2 separate regions of the Homo sapiens genome follow, and region 2 is linked to region 1. A link is an interaction called in ENCODE POLR2A ChIA-PET data of the cell type or tissue named here. Cell type or tissue: HepG2. All regions are shown on one strand. Each heading gives the region's core, and the rest is flanking DNA. Links, peaks and the distances in the headings are about the cores only. Region 1 overlaps LOC102724877. Region 2 has its middle 4.9 kb from the start of HES1.

Region 1 (2,805 bases), core at 31-2,530:
AATTAAGGAGAGTAGCTCGAAATATTTTGGAGGGCCTTGGAAGCAGCAATTTTTCCAGCAGAAAGTGTGAAGGAGAATGAAGTTACGGGGTGGGAGGGGTGGGGAGCAGCTGGAGAATGACTGGCACATGTTGTTACGGGAAAGTGTGTGTGAATAAAATACGGAAAAGCTAAAGGAAACTCTGTGTATTATGTGAAGTTTTATAAGTGCCTCACACTTGGTCTCCAAGAGTTCCACAAGTAATTCTTTATAAAACTTTGAAAAGTCAAGGAGACTTTATGTTCATAAGAGACTAATTAAAGGGTGGGAGGTAGAAGGGTGTGAAAGGAATTTTACTGTTTTTGTGTGAGATAACAGCCTTTCGACCTTCCTGCACCTGGCCCTCTGTGCTATTTTTCTAGAATTGCAGAGATGGAAACGTGAGTAGGTGGAGTCCGCTGCAGTGCCCTGGGCCAGCTGGCCTTCCACCTGGGAAAGCACCGAGCTGACCGAAGAGCAGAGACCCAGGCTGGGATCCTGGCTTTGCTCCTCATTCCGTGCAGGACTTGGGAGAACTGCACCCCCTCTTTAGAATGGCCTGAAAATGCTTATAGTAACGATTAATTACAATAAAATATAAAAAGAGAAAACTAGCCATAAACTTGAAATCCCTCAAACTGGCTGATATTTTCACAGATTCTCATTTTATCCCTAAAATTGACTGCTGAGAATTATTTCCCTTATTTTGCAAATTTAAAAAAAGTGAGGCTCAGAGAGTGAGTAAGTGAAAGTCAACGCACGGGGTAACCTTTGACAAGTTACTAACCAATTTTTGTGCTTGAGTGACTAGCAGAACTCTTGGAATCAGGGGTTCCTGACTGCCCTGGGCTATTAAATCTTTAGCACATGGCTCTCTAAGAGTATTTAGGTAGAAGAGGGATGGAAGGTTGTGGATGAGGGGAGAAGGAGTGGAGGAAAACAGGAGAAACTGAAGATAACTGGGGATGGAGTAACTTTGCAAGTTTCTCAAAAATGGCTTCCTCAACAATGAAGGAGGGGATGGAGGAATGACGAGTGGGCTGTGGGCAGGACCAGGCCAGGCTGACCTCAGTGCCCTCTGCCGGCTCAGCCCATACTCTGTCCTGTGGCTGGAGACCTGGTAACCACAGTGGCCAACAAAGCAAATAATGCTTTGTTGATTTTGCTAAAAGAAAGCAAGAGGAACACAGCTTACTCCCTGAACCCATGTGCTGAGGCAGTTGTTTTGCAGCCCCCAAGCTGATCTGCGATCCTCTGCTTCTAAGCTGTCTTGAATATCGAAGTAAAGGGAAATCCAGGCTTTTTAGGTGTGATGCCTTTTTCTTTTACACGCATAATTTATATACAGTGAAATGCTCCGATTGTAAAGATTCCATTTTGATCAAGGCATATTAGGGTCCAGAACATTTCTATCACCCCAGAAAGTCCTTCCTTCCCAGTCAATGCCCACCATCACCCAGCAACCGTGATCTGGTTTCTATCACTATTGGTTAGTTTCAGCTATTCCAGATTTCATATAAAGGCAAACAGGATGCACTTCTCATGTTTGCCTTCCTTCACACAGCTTGGTATTTTTGAGATTCATCTGAGTTGCTGCATGTCTCAGTAGATCATTCATTCCTGTTGCTAAGTAGTATCCCATTGTGCAAATATAGTGCAAATATATCTGTTCTCTTGTGATGGTCACCTAGGTTGTTTCCAGTTTGGAGCTACAAGTAAAGTTGCTACAAGCATTCTTGCAGGAGACGTTTTGTGGACTTGTGCTTCCATTTATCTTAGGTAAATGCCTATGACTCAGTAGGTTGCTAGGTCGTGGAGTAGATATAGTGGTGTGCTGGAGTGGACCGGGACAAGTGAGCAAGAGCCACTCGTGGTCATCTCTTCCCAATGCTGCCTTCAGTGTCGTCATGTGGGTAGCTTGAAATCGGCCATGGTAGAAGATTTATACCAGGGAAATCAGAAAATGCTACAAATCAGGCTTTGTAGCATTTGTTTTTCTTCTGGAGAGCCCATTAGTTTTTGATTGTATTTTATTTTTTAGTCAGGGTTTCCCTCTGTCACCTGGGCTAGAGTACAGTGGCACAATCACAGCTCATGGCAGCCTCAACTTCCCTGTGGAGAGGTCATTGTTAAAAATTTACCAGTATCCCACTGGGTCAGTATATATTCACCTTTTAAAGAAACTCTCAGTTTTCTAAAGTGGCTGTACCATTTAACATTCTTATTAGTGAGGTACGAGAGTTCCAGTTCTCTCCAACACCTGGCGTTGTCAGTTTTTAATTCTAGCCATTCTAGCAGGTATGTAGGGGTAGCTCATAATTTTAATTTGCATTCTCTGGTGACTGATGATGTTGAGTGCTTTCACACGTGCTTATTGTGGTTATTTGTGTATCTTCTTTTGTAAAGTGTCTTTTCAGTCTTTGGTCCTTAAAAAAACTAGATTGTCTTCTATTGTTGAGTGACAGAAGTTCTTTATATGTTCTATATGTATGTCCTTTGTCAGATATATGTTTTGTGAATATTTTCTCCTGGTTTGTGGTTTATCTGTTTGTTTTCTTGATGGTGTATGTTTTGCAAGCAGACATTTTACATTTTGATAACATAAAATTCTCAATTTTTAATTTATGGTTTATATTTTCTGTGTCCTTTCTAAGTTATCATATTGTGTCTCCTCTACCTGCAGTGGCCTTCCCCATTACCTTCATCTGGAGAACTAGTCATTCTCCAAGGGTGCCATAGTTTCAATGTGTTCCCCAGAAAGCACGTGTTGGAAACTAAATCCCAAAG
Region 2 (2,805 bases), core at 187-2,686, 55 kb before region 1:
AACAATGCCTCCTTTGTTGACCTGCAACCTGGGCCAAAGGGGAAGGAATTTTCTTTCTTATTTTAAACAGATGGAAAAGTGGTGATGACAGAAAATTGTCTGTTGCTTTTGGAAAACGTAGGGTTTTCCTGTGTGGTGAAAATCCTCTTGGTGAAAGGTGATGAGCCTATGAAGTTACCCTCCTTTCTGCCATGGCCCCAATAAGCTTTGCAAGCTTCTTAAAATGCTTCTACTGAGCGTCTGACTTTTTAAAAACTTCCCAAATACACTGACCCAGATTCTTCTGAGGAACTAAACCCTTCCCGGGGAAGCATGTTAACCCTTTCCAGGTTCCCCCCAAATCTTTCAGAACCAGTGCCTGCTCTGCTAGGCTCTGCCAGGCTCTGCCATGACATTGACTGCTGTCTGCTGGTCGGCCCTCATTAACTACTGGGTTATGCCACTCCCTGCCCATTCTAAGAGACTTTTTCATCTGATTCTGTTCCCCACTCTTATTTGGTGCCCTGAAGGTGCATGGGGAATGGAATATGGTCAAGTTAGGGTCTCACTGAAGGGGCTAAAGCAGCCTCGTGGGTCAAATAGTTAATCAGCAACTCGTTTATTGCCACTTTGGGAGTGCTTGGACTGGTGGAATGGGCAAGTAACTTTCACACACACGTTTTTAGATAGGGGGACAGAGGCTCAAGTAACAAAAAAAATTATGAATTTGTGTCTGGACCAAAAATAAATAAATAATAAATAAAAATAAATTCCAGGAACTCTCTGGCTTTCCACTCTAACCATTCAAGAAGAGTTTCTTGCAGATGGGCTCACAGATGACTTTTCAGTTTCCTTATGCTAGGCAGTGAAAATAGGACCAACGTTGTCCTCTCCCCACCCCTTCTCAAATGGGACAGTAAGCTCCTAAACTCAGGAAGAAGCATCTGCATCTGGAAGAATGCTCTTAGATAGATAGAAACAGCCTTTATTTTTCAGTCATCCTTTTCCCCCGACTCCCAAAGCAAAGAGAAAATGGAGCCCAGTTCATCAGTGGAGGTCACTTCTTTGATCCCCCTGTGACACCAGCATCGTTCTGAATCGTTCTCACCGTGTCATGCCCAATACATACAACCAGGGGCTCCCGCACTTGTCTCCACCCACAGCGTCCCCCCACCCCCGCCCCGGAAGGGCGACTTCTCTGTCTTACCGCATCACCTGTTTGCTTTCAAACCATAAAACAAATAACTGCATCTCTAGTGAAACTCCCCTTTGTCCCCTAGGTATCAGAGTGGTTTGTGGGTTTGGTTTAAAGCTACAGAAAGGAGAGAGCAAGAGAAGAAGAAAAAAGGTATTTTGCCTGAGGACTTGAAGCTTTTTTTTTTCCCTTTTCCTCCGCATGACTGACTTTCTCACACTCAGATTCCCTCCAGCCTGCCAGAGACGTGGTAGCTGCCCTGCCAAGAGCTATCCTGGGAGGGCTATTGAACGAGCTTTGAGTAAGTACACACACGGTGGATTTTCTCCTCCCCTCGGTACCTGCTCTGCACCTGTACAGGGAGCAGTCCCACACATATCACCTGATCACAGCCCTTTCAGGGACCGTGAGAAAAATAAAGCCCAGGATAGAAAAGACATGTTTGTCATCTCTCCAGGGCTGCAGCCAGCTTCCAGCAGTCCCAGTGCCCAGAAACAGCACATTCCAGGCCGGCTGTGCATGCATGTTTGCTGGGGCGCGTGCCAGGTGGGGGTGCTGGGAAGGGGGGGGCAACTAGAGGTCACCTTTGTAATGACCACCTTGCTGCCCCCGTTCTCTGGCATGTGCTGACTGGTAGCTTGAGAACCCTCTACTAGAATCAGTATCATAGTCTTTCTAGATAGCAGTCTGTATGTGCTGATCGCAGAATTCATAACCAGGATTTTTTTTTTTTTACCTATAAAGCCCCTGAAATGGAATTTCAACGTGTGTCTGTATGTGCATATTTAACAGGAGCTTAATAAATATTTTCCAAATGCATAAATGGATGCATCACGTTTTCTTTCTCCTGAGAAGAGGGTCCACAGCTTTCAGCAGAATCGCAAAGCTCTTTGCAATCAAAAAAGGTTAAGGAAAGCTGATCTGGAGTCTCTGCTTACTAGTGGGTACTCTAAGCCCCAGGGAGGGAAGGGACTTGCTCAGCTGCCCACAGCAGCATAAGGCTGGGGGTGTGTGGGGGGTGTAGGGTGGGCAGAAGCCAGCTGGGAGCTGTTTTCACCACACCAACTGCTGTGGTCCTTGGGTAATTTTCGGTTGGGTTTATAGAGTTGTGATCACCAAAGCCTGCATTTAAAATAGACACAATAAAGCTACTTTGAATTGCTACAACTTTTGACTCCTGAATTCTGAGGCACTTGAGCAGCTCTGCATCCAATTTTTGGATGTAGAAAGGGATAGGTGAGAAAGCAAAGTGTCTGCGGGGAAAAGAGGAGTCGGGAGTGCTTGGAGCAAGAGCCCTGGTTGTCATGCAGAGGCATTAGAAACAACTGCAACTGCATTCCATCTTTGATAAAAATGAGTTGCTACTTCTGAACAAAATGCCTGGTTGATTCCTGGCCAAGCTAGGACCTTGCACTGCAAACTGGAGGTGGGGGTGGAAAACAGAAGCTTTCAACATTGGCTAACGGCAGCCTGTAATACTCCCCCCACCCCCCAACACTCGCTTGGAGCCAGTGAAACCAAGGGAATGTGCACTTTTCTAATGGCTCTGAAAGAGGATGGTTGCCAAGAAAGCCTTTCCCAGTAGGGTGGGGGCGGGGCATCCTGGAATGGCTTAAATCACACGTTTGGCC

Evidence for each region. ChIA-PET counts read pairs that join two places held together with the same protein. Peaks named below come from ENCODE experiments on the same cell type or tissue, not always from the same donor. Only the 100,000 strongest peaks of a DNase experiment are listed, where the experiment ranks them.
Region 2: POLR2A ChIA-PET joins it to region 1 with 18 read pairs; 21 of 35 experiments call an interaction of 5 or more read pairs at or near these places.

The regions. Positions count from the first base shown.
Region 1 is chr3:194,074,324-194,077,128 of GRCh38, reverse strand. The region is part of intron 1 of LOC102724877; the gene reads right to left. Among named protein-coding and RNA genes, the nearest start is that of LINC02028, 4.8 kb to the right of the region's middle. In HepG2, for the core only: a CTCF peak has its summit at 1,098 (motif pointing left); a DNase peak (open chromatin) is centred at 1,148; H3K4me3 peaks cover 239 bases.
Region 2 is chr3:194,129,804-194,132,608 of GRCh38, reverse strand. No RefSeq gene overlaps it. Among named protein-coding and RNA genes, the nearest start is that of HES1, 4.9 kb to the left of the region's middle. In HepG2, for the core only: no CTCF peak of the experiment used is centred there; DNase peaks (open chromatin) are centred at 1,128 and 2,668; H3K4me3 peaks cover 2,300 bases.